Regions from separate parts of the Homo sapiens genome. Here region 2 is linked to region 1. A link is a loop called in an ENCODE intact Hi-C map of the cell type or tissue named here. Cell type or tissue: IMR-90. All regions are shown on one strand. Each heading gives the region's core, and the rest is flanking DNA. Links, peaks and the distances in the headings are about the cores only. Region 1 overlaps C10orf90 (chromosome 10 open reading frame 90). Region 2 overlaps DHX32 (DEAH-box helicase 32 (putative)).

What was found. Peaks named below come from ENCODE experiments on the same cell type or tissue, not always from the same donor. Only the 100,000 strongest peaks of a DNase experiment are listed, where the experiment ranks them.
Region 2: a loop joins it to region 1, with 10 times the contacts of the local background. A loop is called at or near these places in 21 of 110 quality-filtered maps.

The regions. Positions count from the first base shown.
Region 1 is chr10:126,500,421-126,510,739 of GRCh38, forward strand. C10orf90 (chromosome 10 open reading frame 90) reads right to left here. Exons shown (of 10, transcript NM_001350921.2): 4 at 3,537-4,665. It overlaps LOC105378549 (a long non-coding RNA gene), which reads left to right. Exons shown (of 3, transcript XR_001747637.3): 2 at 495-565; 3 at 2,686-2,765. Among named protein-coding and RNA genes, the nearest start is that of LINC00601, 84 kb to the left of the region's middle. In IMR-90, for the core only: a CTCF peak has its summit at 3,881; a DNase peak (open chromatin) is centred at 3,861; H3K27me3 peaks cover 610 bases.
Region 2 is chr10:125,862,713-125,873,031 of GRCh38, forward strand. It overlaps DHX32 (DEAH-box helicase 32 (putative)), which reads right to left. Exons shown (of 11, transcript NM_018180.3): 2 at 4,278-4,471. Among named protein-coding and RNA genes, the nearest start is that of DHX32, 13 kb to the right of the region's middle. In IMR-90, for the core only: a CTCF peak has its summit at 5,850; DNase peaks (open chromatin) are centred at 5,849 and 8,839; H3K27ac peaks cover 748 bases.

The sequences.
Region 1 (10,319 bases), core at 735-8,734:
TACAGATGGTTGAATGATTCAAAATAATGGATGCAGCCCAGGGCCTGGTGCCTAGGACTTCTAGAACATATGTTGTGGTTATGAATAAGATGATGATGATGACGATGATGATGGTGATGATGACAAGAATGGGGATTAAATTTTTTATGATAGATTCGAAGATTTGCCCAATGCCCACCTACTTGGTGCTATCTGAATGCTTACCAGTAGTAGAGATGTAAAGACAAAACATACAGGGACTGAGGAGATGAGCAAAGAGAGAACCAATTTCTTAACATTCAGCCTGAGATGAGAGCAGGTGCTCACGCGTCTATTGGAATGCTATGTCTCAGTAGAAACAGCTATTTGAATTGCATGATGTGCTTGTGTCTCATTTTTCCTCATCTTCTCTTTTGGGTGCATATCCTGGAGGCTCATTCATGAATACAATTTGTAGAACTTTCTGTCCAACGACCTAATGACTAGAACTAAAATTGCTTTGCCTCTGTTTGTAGAATTGCCCAGGCTGTACCCACCAAGCAGCTGAATGTCAGTAAGCCAGCCAACAGAAGATCCTGCTCATGAGGTATTTTGGAATCCTTCAGATACAAAGAATCAGATTCAGTAACTATGAAGTAAGAAGACTGCTAATAGCATGTGTAACCACAGGAGGCTGTCAAGAATGTCTCAGATAGGATTCCAGTTTCAGACAGGAAAATATAAACAGTTCCTCTGAGTTTTAATGAGCACTGCTGCAGTCTGAAAGCTCTTGCATTAAGGCTAAAGGTTTTGTGGAATCTGAAGGTCAGCAAGCTCACCCTCCACACGTTGTGCAGGCTGTGCAAGGACAGCCCGTGGTCATTAGAGTCAATGAGCTGTGCTGGTAAATTTCAGGCCAGAATTCTACAGCATGGACAGATGTGCTTTCTTGTCACCTGAGAAGAAATAGAGTCCACTGGAAATTATTTCTGAGTGAGGGAGCACACAGCCAGGGGTGCACGTGTAGGTGAAGGTGTGCATTTGTAGGCATCCGAGGCAAGTGCCCCACAGCACACCCCAGGGCTCTGTGGCTTTGGACTTTGCAACTGAGGGGTCCAGAATCCCACGGAGCCTCTTTTCTTTACAGAGTCCACCTTGGGCAAATAGAGCTGAAATTTTTTAAGCTTGATGGGACCTCGAAAACACCCAATCTACCCCCTGCTCTAGTTACCCAGATGAGGAGTTCAGAGAGTATCACTCCTCCACATTCACTGAGCTAGAAATAATAGATCAGCAACTCCACAAAAAGTTCTTCCAAATGTGGTCTATATATACACCATGGACTACTACTAAGCCATTAGAAGGAATGAAATCATGTCTTTTGCAGCAACTTGGTTGAAGCTGGAGGCTATGATTCTAAGTGAAGTAACATAGCAGTGGAAAGCCAAAAACCGTATGTTCTCATAAGTGGGAGCTAAGCTATGAGTACGCAAAGGCATACAGAGTGATATGATGGACTTCAGAGACTCAGAAAGGGGAGGGTGAGAGGTGGGCCTAGGGATAAACACACACACACACACCACATATACACCACACACACACACCACACACGCATACACACACACCACACACACACACCATACACACACACCACACAACCACACACCCACACCACACACACGCACACACACACCACACACACACACCACACAACCACACACACACCACACACACACACACCACACACACACAACACACACACACACTAGGTGCAATATACACTACTTGGGTGACGGGTGCCCTAAAATCTCAGAATTCACCACTGTAAAATTCATCCATGTAACCAAGAACCACTTGTACTCCCAAAGCTACTGAAATTGTAAAAAAGGTATTCAAGACTCCCCTGGTGTCTGTGACTATCTCTTTCCTCAAATGGTAGAATGAAGCCTCATGGCTTAAAGCCACTGAAACGCTTCACATGTGAATCTTTGGGATCTGTGCTTTTTCTGGGGGATGTTGGCCTGCAGGATGCAGAATAAATTTATACTATTTGCCTAAGATAATCCCTTAGAGGAGCAGTCATTTCACAAAATCACAATCAAAAATCTTCTCTGCACCACCAAAGCCAAAAAGTAAGTTGGGGGAAGTGTCCACACTCTTGCTGCCCTCCTCTGAGATGAGTGTATGAGTGTTTGAGATCTGGCTCTCATTATTAATGAAGAGCCTTTGGTGAAAAGTACTATAAATCCAAATTATTATTTCACACCATGACACATGGTTTAAAAATGAGGATGTGCTTTAACTGGGGTAACATACAACAATGCAGTGGTGTATTTCTGGAATCATCATCAATAAGGAAGACGAAGTGCTTAGCTTGAGCAATCTCTTTAACCACTAAAGTGGGATTTATCTTTGGAACATTGATAGCTGCTTATGTTGTCCTTCTTGTAATAAGTCTGTAAGACATGCATTTCAATGGTTTAATCAATCTGAAAGCCATGCCAAAATTGCCTTAAAAATCTCTGAGCATTCAATATTTCAATATATATACAGTTGTTAAAATTAATTACATCATTTAACATTTCTATACACATTATAACTTTAAATGTTTTACAGTCATTTTTATTAATAAAGCTTTAATGAATAAAAGTTGTACCGTAAAATTATGATGCATATCCTGCATTTTCAATTGTATACTAATATCTTTAAATACTTTTTTCCAAATAGAAAGTAATTCATAAACCAGAGCCTCTTGCAGAAAGCAAAGTTGAAAATCAGAAGTTTACACAGAGAAAGAAAGAAATCTGGCCTCTTTCTTCCAAAAAATGCCTGCTTTCCTCTTTTGATTTCCCAAGAAAGGTGCAGAGTCCTCAGGGCAACCCATCCTGGGAATTCTTCCCGGCCCTGGAAATGGCAGAAACAGCAACAAATCCTGGTCAAGATGCCCCAGAAGACAAAACCAGGGGGACAGAAAATTGCTGCTGCTGCTGCTACTACTATTTGGCACAGAGAGTCCCTGACTTGCCTAATTTAGAAAATGTCCTATAATTATTATACACGCACACACGCACACATTCACATACACACATTCACACTTACACGCTCCATTATGAAGCTTTGCAGTCTAGCTTTTATATCAATGAGGCTAACTTGAAAAGTAGAAAGTACAGAAATCTGGACACTTCCAAACACGCAGATGTTTGGCGAGAGAGATGAAACATCTGGGGGCGAATGGCATTTCATTCTTCTCACCCTCTTTTGGAACGCAATTTGGGCATGTTGTAAATTAACTTCCTTTGGAGGCCCTCATTTCCTTCTCATTACATATGGTCTGGAACTATTGGGAACAAGAATTTGACAGAAGGCCTCTTACAATCTACAAAAGTCTCAACTAAAAAAATCTATCCAATCAGACATCGATGCCGAGCTATCAGTTGTCAACTATGAGCAGAGCAGATCACTGCAAGTCTACTGAGAAATGCCTCTTAGAATAAGTTTTGTATAAGAAATTCACTCAACAGTCACCTTGCTAGGACATTTACTCAGGTCACCCTCCTGCAGATGGACGCACCACTCACCTGCCCTGTAACTCCAGCCAGGAATGTGAATGGACAGTTGGTTGGCATGATCGCTGGCGTGACAATGAGTTGTATGGTCCTTTTCCCCTTTTCTTACAGTGACTTGGTTAGCTCCCACATTTGCCAATTCTGTGTTTTCCAATGGAAAAGAACCACTCCAAGGACAAGCGCCGGTCCCCAAATGCACCCGCCTCAACGATGGGGTTTCCTTCAAGTGACTTTCTTGTAAACCTGGGTTCCAGCGCTGGCCTACGAGGTCCTGGTCTCCCTCCAGGAGCTCCTGCTTCAGGGCTTCGCTTATTGGCTCTCTGTTCACTAGGCCATCTACTCCATCTGCTGTTAATCTGTGGGAACTACAATTGAGGTTGAGCGACAGGACGGATCTGTGCATTTTGGGGCTGGCAATTTGAGGTGGCTCAATGGGGACGGAGAGAGACTTGTCTACGTAATAGATTGAATCTGGACACTGCTGAGACACCCTGAGGTGGACACAGGAACTGAACACCAGCGGGCTCTTTCCTGACAGTGGGGTGTCTGGAGAAAAACTGGTCTCTTTGTCGTCTGCATGGGTGACCCAGTACTTGCGTCTCTCACACAACCCAGTGTGGGCCTCGGGAACCTTCAGCCGCACCACGGAGCTGTTTCTGGAGAACTCTGTGCAGGCAAAAGATCTCTGATGCCGACCTGGATGGGCGCCATTGGCCAGAGCCGGGGGCGCCTGGAACAGTGTGTCCTCAGCCCTGCACTTGGGGCACAGAGAGTCCCCAGCAGTCCCCCACACCAGGGCGCGGGCTGGGGGGCCCACGCGTCTGGCCGTGATGGTGATGGATGCAAACCCTCTGCGGGGGCCCCCACAGGGTCTCTCCTCTTTGGGCGGCAGCTCTGCCTCAGGTCCTCGCTCATCTGACGGTGCCGGGATTCCTAATCTGCCCGGAAGTAACGCAAATGCTCTGTGAATGTTGACTCCGCTGCGGTTAGCCAGAGATTGCTTGGCGTGATGTGCACGAGACTGAGCAATGGCACACGGTAGGGGCAAGGAGGCCCTGTTTTCTCTTGACTTATTCTCATCAATCATCTGGGAGATGACTATGGATGAAATCATTTTTGTGTTTTGTGATGCCAGGGTCTCCTGCAAATAGAAAAAGATCCCGATTATTCAAGCAGTCTATTGAAATATAGACAGTAAACTCTCTTTCAAGGGCCACCAGGATGCCAGAGCACTGGGTTCATAACACTCAGATGTCTTGTCCAAGGCTTTTTACTGCACACCTGATGCTCAGAGATGGCAGGAAGGGCAGGAAAACTAGATGTTTATGACAAGTTACACGTTCTGGAAACATTGGCCTGAGTCATGAATTGGTTTTCTCTGCTGGGCATCTATTCTTAATTTATCTAATGATGTGTCAACGGGGATCATCTAATTCGATAACCACCTCCGCCAAGCCCAGGAACCCCTGAATACAGGCTCATATCCTCAATGGAGAGGAAAGACAGAATTCTGGAGGTGGCTGGAACTTGGGGCCACAGGTTTATGTGGGAGATTAGTCAGTAGTCCTGAAAGGAAACAGCAACGGTGGTTACCAGGAGCCCCCTCCCTACCTTGGTCCTTTGGAGTCCTCCACATTTGCCGGTTTAGACTCTAATTCAGTTGCTCCCTGCTGCTTGGCATCATGGAAGTCAAGGTCCAGAGAGCAAAACAATAGAAATCAAATGCCCAGCTGGGCATGGTGGCTCACACTTGTAATCCCAGCACTTTGGGAGGCTGAGATGGGCGGATCACCTGAGGTCGTGAGTTTGAGACCAGCCTGACCAACATGGAGAAACCCCGTCTCCACTAAAAATACAGAATTAGCCAGGCATGGTGGCACATGCCTGTAATCCCAGCTACTCGGGAGGCTGAGGCAGGAGAATCGCTTGAACTCAGGAGGCGGAAGTTGTGGTGAGCCAAGATTGTGCCATTGCACTCCAGCCTAGGCACCAAGTGTGAAACTTCGTCTCTCTCACACACACAAACATTAAACAAACAATCAAAAAAAATCAAATGCCCACGTTTGCCCAGACCAACACTATGGCAATCAGATGATTTCACTTATCAGAATTGGGGGACAGGGGACACTGGACCAAGGCACATGTAGCTTTGCTGCATTTCAATGATCGGTTGTATCAGTTTTTGTCCAGTATTTTTAAATGACCAAGGTGTTTCATTTTTCCTAATCAGCAGATTGTTTGTCCTAACAGTAAATTGCTCATGTGTCCAAAAGAGTATGCTATGATTTTTAACAAAGCATCTAACCAGGTCTATACTCATTTGTTTCTATTATGGTTATGTGTGAAGCACTACAAAATACAACATGGAAGATGGACTACACCCCAGCACTTAGTGAAGGCTAACAGGGTCCTGGCCCCCGTTTAGACGTTCATTATGGAACATGCTTACAATGAATCCTTGCATAGAGCTGCACAGGATCTGGAATAATATATGTAACCGCTAAGCTCCCACTGCTTGCAGAGAATCTTTGCTTTGGGGGCCTGAGGGCATAACTGGATGCCCAACAATTGCCACAGCAGCTCCCAAATCCCAACATGCAGAGAATGGCCTGGGATGTTACAACTGCAAGTTCCCCAGACCCCAGAGATTGATTCTGTAGATTGTGGGTGGCACCCAGGCATCTGCATTTCAACTGCATTTCAAGTGATTGTGATGTAGGTGATCTGGGTCACACACTTTGAGAAACACAGACAAGTCATGAGGCTGCTGGTCTTCTCAAGACAACACATTTTGGAGAGGAAGGGCCTATGTGTGTTGGAAGCAGGGTATTTGCTCATTCCAAGATGTGACAGCAAGCACAGTAGCATTTTTATTTTCTTCAGGGCAGGACTAATATTTACTGACTCAAATAATTGCATGTTCCCCACTAGCTGGACATTTGGCATGGCAAGTCCACATGGCTGCAGGAGGGCCAGTGTGTGTGTGTGTGTGTGTGTGTGCGTGCGTGTGTGATCTTAGCCACCTGAGGGGCTTTGTGTCCTCAGAGTCAGGCATGGGAAGATGGTTGGCTTGTTTTGCATGACAATCTCCATCACATTATATGTGGGTTTTTTAAAAAAAGGATACATGGGGCTGGGTGCGGTGGCTCACGCCTGTAATCCCAGCACTTTGGGAGGCCAAGGCGGGTGGATCATGAGGTCAGGAGATTAAGACAATCCTGGCTAACACGGTGAAACTCTGTCTCTACTAAAAATACAAAAAATTAGCTGGGCGTGGTGGCAGGCGCCTGTAGTCCCAGCTACTCGGGAGGCTGAGGCAGGAGAATGGCGTGAACCCGAGAGACGGAGCTTGCAGTGAGCCAAGATCGCGCCACTGCACTCCAGCCTGGGTGACAGAGCGAGACTCCATCTCAAAAAAAAAAAAAAAAAAAAATACATGGGGAATTGTACATTCAAATACCCAGAGATGAGTGAAAAAGAAGAAATAGACAGGAGAGTCATTTTAAAATTTACTTCATTTAAAAATAAATCAAAATATCCATGGCTACTTTTTTCCAAAAAAAAAAAAAAAGGTCAATGCAGTAGCACTGAGTCATGAAAGGGGACTTTCAGCCCTCTCTTTTAGCCCAGCGGCTACCTCACACTTCCCAATCACATCATGCGTTGCTTCCTTGAGGCTAATGCTGCTGGAAGTCCTGCCAGGTGGGGCTTCCTCACCAGCAGTTGTCAGCCCAGGGTTCATCAGTCACCTGGGAACTCATCCAAACTCTAATGCCCAGGCCTCATTCCCGAAAAATTACATTAGAATTCCTGGGCAGGGAGGCCCAGGCATCAGTGTTCTTAGAGCTTCCAGTGAGATTCCAGCCTGTAGCCCCAACATTTCTGCGGCACCCTGAATCCCTTCCCCTTGTAGCACTTTTTATGGATGTAGTTTACACATAAGAAAAACTGAAATGCACCTGCTGCCTATTTCACTTGGTACACATTCCCTCCCATTTTAGTTAAATTTAGTTCTGATCATAATTGTTCTTGTGTACCCCACGAGGAGTGCAATCATACCCAGTAGGAACTCCTTTGACACTGCTCTTTGAAGAAAAAAAAAAAAAGACCCACTTTGGAAACTGCAGTATAGGTCTTATTTTATAGGGCAATGTTTCCCAAAGTTTGCGCCAGGGACTGCCTGCATAGAAACCACCTAGAGTGAATGAGTGAGTGAGAGAGAGAGAGAGAGAGAGAGAGAGAGAGAGTGTGTGTGTGTGTGTTGGTGGGGAGGACATGTTAAAAATGCAGATTTCTAGACCTCTCCTTCCTTGGGCCTAGGTTGCTCAGGATCTATGGGGATAAAGCCTAGAATTTGTATCTTTCACCAGCTCCCAGGTGATTCTTCTGCATGGATATGGTGGGAAAGATGCCGGCCTAGGACTCAGGCCACGCAGATTTCTAGACCTCTCCTTCCTTGGGCCTAGGTTGCTCAGGATCTACGGGGATAAAGCCTAGAATTTGTATCTTTCACCAGCTCCCAGGTGATTCTTCTGCATGGATATGGTGGGAAAGATGCCGGCCTAGGACTCAGGCCACGCAGATTTCTAGACCTCTCCTTCCTTGGGCCTAGGTTGCTCAGGATCTATGGGGATAAAGCCTAGAATTTGTATCTTTCACCAGCTCCCAGGTGATTCTTCTGCATGGATATGGTGGGAAAGATGCCGGCCTAGGACTCAGGCCACCTGGGTCTAGCGTGGGCCGGGACTCCCATACTGGCTACAGGACCTTGGACAGGGCCTTTGGCTGCCACAGCTGCTAAGCAAGGAGAAAACAGGGGTGGTTCTCGGGCGGGGGCCTCCAGGCTTCCTCGTACTGTGGTCTCCAGTATCAAGAGAGTACCTACTCTTCAGGCTTAGGACACCATGACACCCATGAGATTGGCATCAACGAGGGGTGTGTTGCTGGGAATGAGTGAATGTCATCTCACCCTGGAACAACAGGGATGGGAAATACCTGACTCTGACTACACGTCTGGACCGAGCCCTGAAGCCACAGCCAGAGCCCAGGGCTGTGCATGCTGAGGGATGCCCCCAGGCTGTGCTGAGGGGCTGCAGGCCGGTACATCCCTCCAGAAGGACCTAGAGGCCCAGAGGACGGGATAAGGAATTAGCCACCATTTCATTAAGTGGGGCCTGGCAAACGTGACCGTGAGTTTTGACTCTATCAGATGTGAACGGATGAGGGAAGAGCAATCATGAATGGCATGAACTTCAACTTATTTCTGAAGCCCTGGAATCACTCAGGATGTCAAGGTGACACTGCTCCTGAGGCACAGATACTGACGAATGCCCAGTTCCAAAGAAAAATAGATTTGCCCTCTCAAAATACCAATGTGTGATGTAATTCTCCAGTACTCTTCCCATGACCCAGCAGAAACGAGTGGATATCTGACATAATCCAACCTACAAAGGAGTAAGAGGTGTTCACATCAAAGTGATACCATATTTCAGTGGAATTTACAATGGAATGCATTTGGGTTTACCTGAATGACATAAATAGAAATGACTCATTGTATATCCAATACATTGAAATTTTGCTGATAGAAATGTAGAAGTCATGTAATTTTTTAGGTGCAATTCTGTTATTCATACATACAGTCACGGTCAAACTCTTTAACTGTGCATTCCACATATTTATTTGGGCACCTACTATGAGCCAAGTGCTGCATTTTCCCAGTGTATTGTCTCAGCTTTGACAAAAAGTCCCCAAACAACAAACTCGGAGATATTGAAAAGGAAACACTGGCGGACTCTTTGCTCTTTAAAACACAGGACACTCTTGTATGGGAAGTTCTGTGTATTAAACCCTAGTGTCTCAGTGAGACCCATTAAATGATTGAAGATAAGGTCCAACCTCTTAAAAATCTATATGAGTTTGCCAGGGCTACCATAGCACCAAAGTACTACACACTGTGTGACTTAAACAACTGAACTAGTTTTCTCAGTTCTAGGAGGTGGAAATCTGAGATTAAGATGTCACAGGGTTGGTTTCTTCTGAGGCCACTCCTTGGCTTGTAGACGGCCATCTTCTTCCTGCATCTTTACACGGTCCTCCCTCTGTCCTCTGCTCCATGTCTGGGTCCTAATCTTTTCTTCTTATATAGACACCAGATTGGATTAGGACCCACCCTAATGACCTCACTTAACCTTAATCACTTCTTTAAAGACCCTACCTCCCAATGCAGTCACATTCTGAGAAAGTAGAGGATAGGACTTCAACATATAAATTTAGTGGGGGTAGTGGGGGATGCAATTCAGCCCCTAACACATCACTTTGTGTTGCATCCCTCTTCTGGGTCTCAGAAACCAAGAAGGGGATGAGATGGGGGGTTATTCAATGTTCCTAAGTCAGCCGACTACTTTTAAAACTGGGCAAATTTTCTCTAGAAAGTAATTACATCTTTTACACCAAATATCTTCTCAAATTAAGCTGTTTCAGGGTGACATTCCATCCTCCTTTCTACTGGGTTAACGAAACATGTCTTTACAAAGAGATTTCTTTCATCTAAAATAAAATTAACTGACATCAGATTTGATTTAAAAGGAGGATGAAAATCATCTCATATTTATGGTAGAACGTTCGCATTGGAGAGAGGTCAGATGAGTGGCTGGGTTTTGTGTCTTGCTTTGGTGAACCATCCATTTCCTGACCAGCACCACATAACACATTTTTTTACATTTTCTTTCTCATAGATGCTGCTTTAAGATATTGATTTCTCTTAAATGTTTCAAAGATGATTTTGTAGTGCTGGTA
Region 2 (10,319 bases), core at 1,357-9,356, 640 kb before region 1:
CAAACCCACATTTTTCTGCAGTCCCACCTACTTGGGAGGCTGAGGTGGGAGATCACTCCAGCCCAGGAGGAGTCCCACATTACAGTGAGCTATGATCCCACAACTGCATCCCAGTCTGTGCAATGTGAGCAAGGCTCCAACTCAAAACAAAGCAAAAAAAAAAACTACTTTTTTTCTATATAACACAAAGATATGTTTCTGAACTTTATGGTAATGAGATATTGTGTGTATGATACTTTAAAAAGTGCTGTTAACTAATAAGTACGTAAAAAAAATAGATACACTACCAAGGTTTCAGGAAATGCAGTTTATATCTTTAAATTAAGGCTAAATTTCTAAAAGCTAAGACTATAATAAAATAAAGTTTTATTAATATTTATATTTTATAAAATTATATAATTGAGTTTAACCTTAATGAAAATTTGAGAATTTTCCAGTTCTAAAAACAGAAAAGACCACCATTTGACACTATGAGTCACTTCTATGAGATATCTTGATATGTAGTTCCTAAAGACTATTTTAGGTATATAATATTCAGGTATTCACTGTTTCAAAAAAGGCCAGAGAAAAGCTTAAAGAAGAACAAAGTTGTTACATATAGCATCCAAAAAATAGTAGTAGGCTTAAAGACAGTTTACTAATTGCCTATGATGTGTTTGATAGATACTAAGGGGCTACCAAAAAAATGAAAAAGACAGTATCAAATATAGACTACTGCCTTCTATAATCAATGATCAATTTTTTTTTTTTTTTGAGATGGAGTCTCACTCTGTTGCCCAGTCTGGAGTGCAGTGGCATGATCTCGGCTCACTGCAAGCTCTGCCTCCTGGGTTCACGCCATTCTCCTGCCTCAGCCTCCTGAGCAGCTGGGACTATAGGCACCTGCCACCACTCCCAGCTAATTTTTTTTGTATTTTTAGTAGAGACGGGGTTTCACCATGTTAGCCAGGATGGTCCCGATCTCCTGACCTTGGGATCTGCCCGCCTTGGCTTCCCAAAGTGCTGGGATTACAGGCGTGAGCCACCGTGCCCGGCCAATCAATGATCAATGTTAAATCCTCTGATTTAAATAGCTATTCAATCTGAGCTTATTCAAAATTATGGCTAGCATACCTCTTCAGGAAAATCAATCTTGTTCTAATCATAATTATAAAAATATAATTATAAACATAGCTACCACATACATACACCATGCATCAGTTACATAAATTTAATAGTCCTCACAACAACCCTCAGAGCAAGTATATTAATCGTCCACATTTTTCAGATGAGGCAACTTAAAGGTCAAAGAGGTTAGGTGACTTCTATAAGGTTACAAGTGAGTAAGTGGTGGAGACACCCTTTGACAGCCATGTTGCCTCCTCTCCAGAGCATGGAATACCAGGAAGAAAACAGGTGTTGCTTTATTTTATCATAGGGGTCTTTTCAATAGCTCTGGCCTCTTTCCTGTGACTCAAACACTGTTTACCACAATGCATCAGAGTATCTTCTGACTCTGCGCTGGTTCTGGGGGCATGTCACAGTGGAAAAGAAAGTACAATGTTCAGAAGCAAGAGTAACTGTGAAGTGAAGATATGAAAGCAATGAAGAATAAGGCAGCCCAGCAAGGGCAGAAAGAAACAACCTGCAAAACCTGTCAAAGCAGGAAGCTACTCTCCACCTGTCTCCATGGGTGCCTTTGTACCTCAGCCCACCACACCTGAAGCAACTGTCCCTGTTAAGAAAGGAATGCCATACACAGATTGAAACTAATACATACTTTAATATATAGTATTTCCTTTGGGTGTCAGAATTGAATGCTTGGGTTTTTACCATAAAACAATCCTAAGCCTAACATGTGATAGATGTTTAAAAGGTGAGGCGTGTCTAACAGTATTATTAGATTTCCCCACCATTATTTGTCTTTGTGGCTTTCCATATTAAGAAGTATCTTAGGCTGGGTGCGGTAGCTCACGCCTGTAATACCAGCACTTTCAAAGGCCGAGGCCAGCAAACTGCCTCAGCTAAGGAGTTTGAGACCAGCCCAGGCAACATGGCGAAACCCCGTCTCTACTAAAAATACAAAAAGTTAGCCAAGTGTGATGGTGCATGCCTGTAGTCCCAGCTACTTAGGAGGCTGAGGCACGATAATCGCTTGAACCCGGAAGATGGAGGTTGAAGTGAGCTGAGATCGTGCCACTTCACTCCAGCCTGGGAGACAGAGTGGGACTCTGTCTCAAAAAAAAAAAAAAAAAAAAAAAAAAAAAAAAAAAAAAGAAAGAAAAAGAAATATCTGATTCCATATCATGACAAAGCTCTTATAATATCTCATTTTAAAAATGACTACATTAAAGAATCCTTTTAAAGGGTTTTCAAAGTCTAGATGGTATTAAAGATATAATATTAACTTCAGAACCTAGTCAGAGCCATCATTTAATTAAAAACATAATTCAAAGGGCTACTTTAAAATGTCAAACCAACCAACCAACCACAAATCTGCTTAGGGATCCTTCACCCTTTCAGGGTCCTATGTCTTGTCCTGTCCAGCTCTTTAACTAGTTTGTGAGCTCCTAAGAACCAGAGAGGTTTTTATGTTTCTTTTGTACCACTCACGTACAATTTACACAATCAGCAATTTATAAATACATAGTAATTTAATGACTCAGGGACATAATTGTTATAATAACAGAAGGTAATATATCTTCAAGAAGTTCAAGTCAGAGTGCTGATGGTCTAAAGACTTTCCCCTATGATTTGACACTAGCCTGAAGACTGTCTTCTACTTTTGAAGATAAACGTTTGAGGGAAAGTAGCTTAGTACAAACCGAATGAGCCCCATGGGCTTTCTTTTTTTCTGGGACAGGGTCTCACTCTGTCACCCAGGCAGGAGTGCAGTGGCGCGATCACAGCTCACTGCAGCCTCGATTTCCTGGACTCAAGTGATCTTTCCGCTTCAGCCTCCTGAGTAGCTGGGACTATAGGCATGCACCATCACGCTCACTAATTTTTGTATTTTTTGTAGAGATGAGATCTCACTGTGTTGCCTAGTCTGGTCTCAAACTCCAGAGCTCAAGCAATCCTCCTGCCTCGCCCTCCCAAAGTGCTGGGATTATGGGCATTAGCCACTGTGCCCAGCCCCATGGGTTTTCTGAATGGAGATAAGAACCGCACCAGAGTGCAGTGCTAGCTGGGACAGGGCAAAATCCCTTCCACTATCCAGTTTACCGAACATCCTCCTGGGGATGAGCACATGAGACACTAGGGATATGAGCACGTGAAAAACCATCCCTGCCCTGTTACAGAAAAGCAGAGCTTCCCCAATGCTGTGCGTGGCACACTGTATGCCACACAAATGGGTTAGAGAGGTGCAGAAATACTGACCCCGAGATACTTAGCTACTTGGCTCTTGGAGTGGTCGGGCAGTGCCCGGGGCAGCTGAAGCCCGTGGGATGGTCAACTCTGGCTCCAGGCAGCTGTGACCATTTCCTTGCGGTACTGTATGGATACTATCACTTTCTATGATGGCTGTAATATAAAGGTGCTTGAGAAGCACTAGCCCAGAGCAGTGATTTTTCCAGTTTCTTTTTCCTTTTTTTTCTTCTTTCAAGCTCTTGGAAATCCTTCTTCAAAGGAAATCTCATAATGAAGCTAAGCACAGAAGAGATACCACAACTTGCGGTAGCCACAGAGAAGTCTCCTTGGAACATAGAAGACTCTGCAAAGCACAGTTTGAGAAACACTGTCGAAGCTGCTATGATGCAGGCTGACACCAAGTTTTCCAGAAGCCCCACAGAGGGTTTTCTAATGTGTATTACTGGAGGGGCAGGGAAGCCTTCCTGGAGTAGGTGGCTGCTACACTGCATACTGAGTGACTAGGAGGAACTAGCCGGGCCCGGACATGCTGAGCACAGGGAGGGGCAGGTGTACAGGCACAGGGTGTGGAAAGCACAGGGCACACAGTGTGCTCCAGGTGTCCATGTGGCTTGCACACAGGCAATGATGTGGACCCTGCATGAGGCATAGCTCCAGAAGCACACGCTTGAAGGTTCTGAGGGGCCAAGCAAGTTGTTAACTTTTTCCAGGGGATAATGGGAGTCATGGGATACATTTAGACAAGGAATCCCAGATGATGCCAGTGTGGGAAAGCAACTGTTGCTGGCTGGCTGATGACAGAGACCAGTTGCTACTGCACAGCATAGATGCTTAACAGGTAGAATGCCAGAATAATGCTCCTTCAGAATTGTAGAACCTAAGCCAAGAATCATCAGCAGGGAGCGGACTGAACCCCACAAACCAACCTCAGGATTGTTTCGTTGGTACAGCAGTTCTCGAAAGGGATCACGTAGCCAACCTCATGACCAATGTTAACATCCATTTCATCCGCCACCCGCAGGGCGAGCTGGACCACAGTCTGCTTGTGGACCTGTGTGCATATCACGCCCCCGTGCTGGTAGTGGATGGAAAGACAATATTCAGCACACCACTGAGGAACCTGTAGCAGGAAAAAATGAGACAGGATCAGCTTCTGCTGAAAACAAAACAAGAGACATCTCTGTCTTACAGCAGGGTTCATCTTATAAGTGATTTTCTTTCATCAGTAAATCAGCAGTGGGCTGTATTACATCTTACTTAGTGAAACTCTGAACAATATGGATTATGCACAGAGTTACTGCTAGGAAATAAAGTTAAGAAGAAACAGGAGTTAACAGGGACTGTGAAAGTTTGACTGCCAGACAAAAAAAGGCAGATAAAAATCAAGGACAGGCCGGGTGTGGTGGCTCACGCCTGTAATCCCAGCACTTTGGGAGGCCGAGGTGGGCGGATCACGAAGTCAGGAGATCGAGACCATCCTGGCTAACATGGTGAAACCCCGTCTCTACTTAAAATACAAAAAATTAGCTAGGCGTGGTGGCGGGCGCCTGTAGTCTCAGCTACTTGGGAGGCTGAGGCAGGAGAATGGCGTGAACCCGGGAGGCGGAGCTTGCAGTGAGCAGAGATTGTGCCACTGCACGCCAGCCTGGGCGACAGAGCAAGACTCCGTCTCAAAAAAAAAAAAAAAAAAATCAAGGACAAAAATGAAAAAAAAAATACTTTCAACCTCAACTGTGTTTCTGAAAAGACTAATGTATTTAGAGATTATTTTCTTTTTGATTAGAAGGCCCATCAAAAATATGGCTTCTGTTATCAGCTATTGTGTTTTAAGCAATGTAAATTATAGATAGCATTTAGATAAAAACTAGTGACTCAAAATTAAAGCATTTATATTTAAATCCAAATGATGATAACAAATATCCAGATAAGCCTACTTAACATTTCTCTGATAATAAAAGCTAAAATATCCTGGTAATTTACAATCTAAATATAATTAAATAAATAAACCCATCTAAATAAACCCAGTGAGATAATCAACCAACCCATCTGGATTTGGAGTCAGTTCTAAGCAAAGCTACTCTAGAGCCATTTTATTTTAAAAATCCTTTTTTTTCTAAAATATATTATGGACCAACTGATGTTTATCACATTCATTTGTACAAGAATTATTATAGTAGAATGTACTGAATTCATTTGTATGCTACAATCTTAAGGCATTGTCAGTAAATTATGCATTGTTACATGCATTTTAAAAATAAATTATTCCAAGAGTGTTTTTAATTGATCTAAGGAATTTAAACGTTGTAAAATTTCTAATTATCTTGAGGTCTGCTATTTATGAGATTCATTATGAAATTCTTAGATCTGAATTCTCACTGTAATTTGAAAAATAAACATAACTCACCAGAAATACAAGTAACTCCAAAATGAATGACTGCTGTAGACTGTAAATTCCTAAGGACTGAAAGGCAAATGCACTTCCTGCACTTTCAGATAGGTGTCAGCCTTGTCAACAGGTTGCAAGTTATCAGTAATTATTTACTCAACGCTTACTTTGTTCTATGAAAGATGAAATTTTAAGATACTGCGCTCAGGAAACGTGGAATCAAGGCAAGATCCAGGAATAACAAGCCACCTAAGGGATTGGCTTGCCATTAATTTGTTCCATGTAAACCACAAATTTTCTAAGCTTTAGTTAATTCTTACCTGTAAAATGAATAGACTGAATGAATGAGAATTATCCTTCAAGTTTGAACTCTGGTGTCGTTTTCTCCACAAGGCTTGCTGTGATCCCCTAGGTATCTAGATCCACGGTGTGCTTCCCACCGTGGCAGCCATCACCTTCCTGAGGTTGCTGTTTGTTCCTAGTTCCCCACTACCTAACGGCCCCTCAAATGAGCTCTAAAAGCAGAGACCTATCCGTGTTGGTCACCAAATTATCCTAGTACTCAGTAATTATTCATTGAATGAATAATTTCTTATACTGTCTAGAAATAATTTAAAATTCTGTGATTCTACATAGTTTAAGATTCTACATCGTTTAAGAATTTACATAAAATTTTGCCTCCTTTATTCCTTAGCAAGTAATTTTTTATTCTTGCCAAATTCTTACTTTTAAATGGATTGCCTTCATGTCAGGGTCCACTATCTAGGGTCCCTAGCCAAGACCTCAAACATCATTCATGTGAAAAGCTATATTAAAACTACTTGTTTTTAAAAAATTTTCTTTAGGCCAGGCATGGTGGCTCATGCCTGTAATCCTAGCAATTTGGGAGGCCAAGGCAGGTGGATCACCTGAGGTCAGGAGTTCAAAACCAGCCTGGTCAACATGGGGAAACCCTGTCTCTACTGAAAATACAAAAATTAGCTGGGTGTGGTGGCGTACGCCTATAGTCCCAGCTACTCAGGAGGCTGAGGCAGGAGAATCGCTTAAACCTGGCAGGCAGAGGTTGCAGTGAGCTGAGCTGGCACCACTGTACTCCAGCCTGGGCGACAGAGTGAGACTCTGTCTCAAAAAAAAAAAAAAAATTTCTTTAGTAGAGACAGGGTCTCGCTCTGTTGCCCAGGCTGGTCTCAATTGCCTGGGCTCAAGTGATCCTTTTGCCTCAGCTTCCCAAAGTGTTGGGATTACAGATGTGAGCCCCTGTGCCCAGCCAAAACCCTTGTTTGAATATGATTCTCTGTCTCTCCACTATGTGGGAAGATCCTTAAGCTACACGTGTGGTTTGCATTTGTTCCCAATACCGAACAGAGGATCTGACATATGGTAGGGATAAGAGTTGAGTGGAAAGATGGATAAGGACATCATAATAATTGAAAAGAAGAGAGAGAAAGGCTTGGGCTTAGTGCTAAGCATGGGAGAGAGGTAATAAAACCACGGGAAAATTACTGCAAAGGAAGAATAAGCAGTGCCCACTAACAGACTAATTATGCATAGGAAGAAGACAAATATTCTATGATTTCTAACTTAAAATACTAATTATATAATTGACAAGAACAGGAAATTGGAAAGTAAAATAAAATAAATGAATGAAGCTAAAGAGCAGCATAAAGTTCTTTTGGGGGGAATCAGGAGTTAGGAGGGTAGGAAGATGACCTTCAGGATAGTCAGGAAGATGGTCAATGTTATCAGAAGAACATCCAGGCATAACCATCCTGGGATCAACGGAAAAGCAAGGCAGGAGGCTAAGGGAGAGGTCAGAGCTAGAGATAGGCATGGTAGTTGCAGAATTTCAGTACTGAAAGAAATCTCTGGAAGACATGAAGGCCAACACCCTCATTTGATGCATGAGGAAAGAAACTTAGAGGCGTGACTTGTCCAAGGTCATACTGCCAGTAAACAGCATGACCAGAACCAATCCATATCTTCTAGTTTCTTGGCGAGTATAATTGCCACTACATCACAGTTGCTTCTAAGCATCTTTATAGAAAGGTGGCAACTGAAGCCATGAAATTCTCAGGCAATCAGCATTTTAAATTACTCTTTCTAGGCTGGGTGCGGTGGCTCACATCTGTAATCTCAGCACTTTGGGAGGCCAAGGCGGGTGGATTATTTGAGAGGTCAGGAGTTTGAGGCTAACCTGGCCAACGTGACGAAACCCCATCTCTATTAAAAATACAAAAATTAGCCAGGCGTGGTGGTGGGTGCCTGTAATCCCAGCTACTCGGGAGGCTGAGGCAGGAAAATCACTTGAACCCGGGAGGCGCAGGTTGCAGTGAGCTGAGATCACACCACTGCACTCCAGCCTGGGCAACAGAGCGAGACTCTGTCTCAAAAAAATAAAAAATAAAAATAAATAAATAAACTACTCTTTCTAGCCTAATGGCAACATCAGGGGGACAGTACTATGATGACAGTGGGCACTGCTTTACATAGCTAGAATCGTTGCTGAAATAATACTATCCAGTTTTATTAAAACATTTGGACACGTTCAGCCTGGTTATTCATATAAGGTCCAGGACAGCTGCTTTCGAACTCTAAAATTCGACAAGATTCCAATGATCATGAGCCATGTTCTCAAGCTTCTGATTTGGGCCTTTTTTAAAAACTGCATTTAATTTATTTCTCTTTGCTCATGAAACACATTCTGCAAGATTAGTTTATTACAGTGTGTTGATAATAGTATAAACATTATACATTCCTGGAAGTACAACAAATATACCAATCCAACAGTCTTCATTTTCCTTTTCTGCCTTCCTCTACATTAGAGCAAACTATTTCACCTATGAGGCAAAGACATTAATTCAGAAATGGGAAAAGGCCATCTAAATATCAGTTACAATAACCAGTAGAAGACTGAACATATCCATATCGTGCTTAATGTAGGAATGTTTGCTTACGTGCCCAAGTTAATAGTTGAGCAGAAGTCACAACAAATTATACTGCACGTACTCAACTGTGGCTCTGACCACATAGGATGCAGCTCCCCTTCCAGTAACAGCTACTTGGAGATAGTTAACAGTAAGCAATGCAAACACAAACTGAAAAGGTTATCTCCAGCCAGAAAAGAGGGAAACATGAAACCATCTGCCTTATTTGTTAGAGTTCTCCAGTTTTACATGCCTTCTGAATCACTCTGGGCAAGCTAAGTAACATACTGAGGGTTGATTCCTTAGCAAACTTGAATTACTGGCTAAAAAATGTTATCATTTGGCAAATGTCGATAATTTGAGTATTTCACATTTCAAGGGATACTGAGATTGCAGCTTTACAAAGAACTCTTGCCTTCTCTGCATTTATAGTAAATATTGTATCTCTTGTTGGTATTGACCTTTCTTCCCCTAGTTCTGCTTCTTTTCTTTTTTTTTTTTTTTTTGAGATGGAGTCTCACTCTTGTTGCCCAGGCTGGAGTGCAATGGCAGGATCTTGGCTCACTGCAACCTCCGCCTCCCGGGTTCAAGCAATTCTCCTGCCTCAGCGTCCCAAGTAGCTGGGATTACAGGCACGCACCAGCACACCTGGCTAATTTTGTATTTTTAGTAGAGACGAGGTTTCTCCATGCTGGTCAGGCTGGTCTCCAATTCCCAACCTCAGGTGATCCGCCCGCCTCGGCCTCCCAAAGTGCTGGGATTACAGGTGTGAGCCACAACACCTGGCCTAACTTTTCTGGGTACTACTTAGCAACTTTTTCATTGTCCCAGTTGCATCTTTGTCTTCTCACCAATGACTTACAAGCCTGTTAGAGGTTTTGTTTCTACCCCATAGTTCCTCTTTGGAAGATATTCCCCCCTAGTATTAAAAAACATTATTCTGGATGGACTAGTTGCCAAGTTGGCACTATGGGAATTAGAAAAGCTTAAATAGTTGTACCTTTCTATGAATCATTTGGCTTTAACTTTTTTCAGAGAAACATTGAATTCTGGGTCACTTTGTGACTGAGTACTTAGCAAAAGTTGCACAATATGGTGAAGAAACAGAAAATTGCTCCTCTAACACATAAAAAAAGCTATTTTCATGTGATTTATCCTGGGAGTTTGGTGATGTGCAACCCTTGGATTTACGCATTTGGTCTGGAAATGCTCCCTAACTAGAAATCAATACTTCACATCTCTTTATTCTGAACTCACCAAATACTTTTTTCATGTTTCTCAATCCATTTTCTAAATTCAGTTTTCTGTACTTCTGATGTGCCATTTGCATAAAGCCAGAGCAGTGGGGCCTGCCCTATGCTCTGTCCCAAAGCCCAGCTGGAACTGACTCTGGGGCATGCAAGGTAAGCAATCGAGGCATGAGAATGTGCATCCCTGGCCTCTTACCGCCTACCTGAAAGGAAATCACCAACACTCTGGCCAATCTGCTGCTATGAGAGTAGGTAAGAGGAGTCCTCCGGGTAATCAAAATCTAATCTAAATCAAGGCTTTATCAACCTAAGTTAGCAACTGCAGTTCTACAACTTGTACAAATTCAGACAGTGAGGCAAAGATGCTCCATTCCCAACTCCGGGCAGCACACAGAGGTTGGGCTGCTG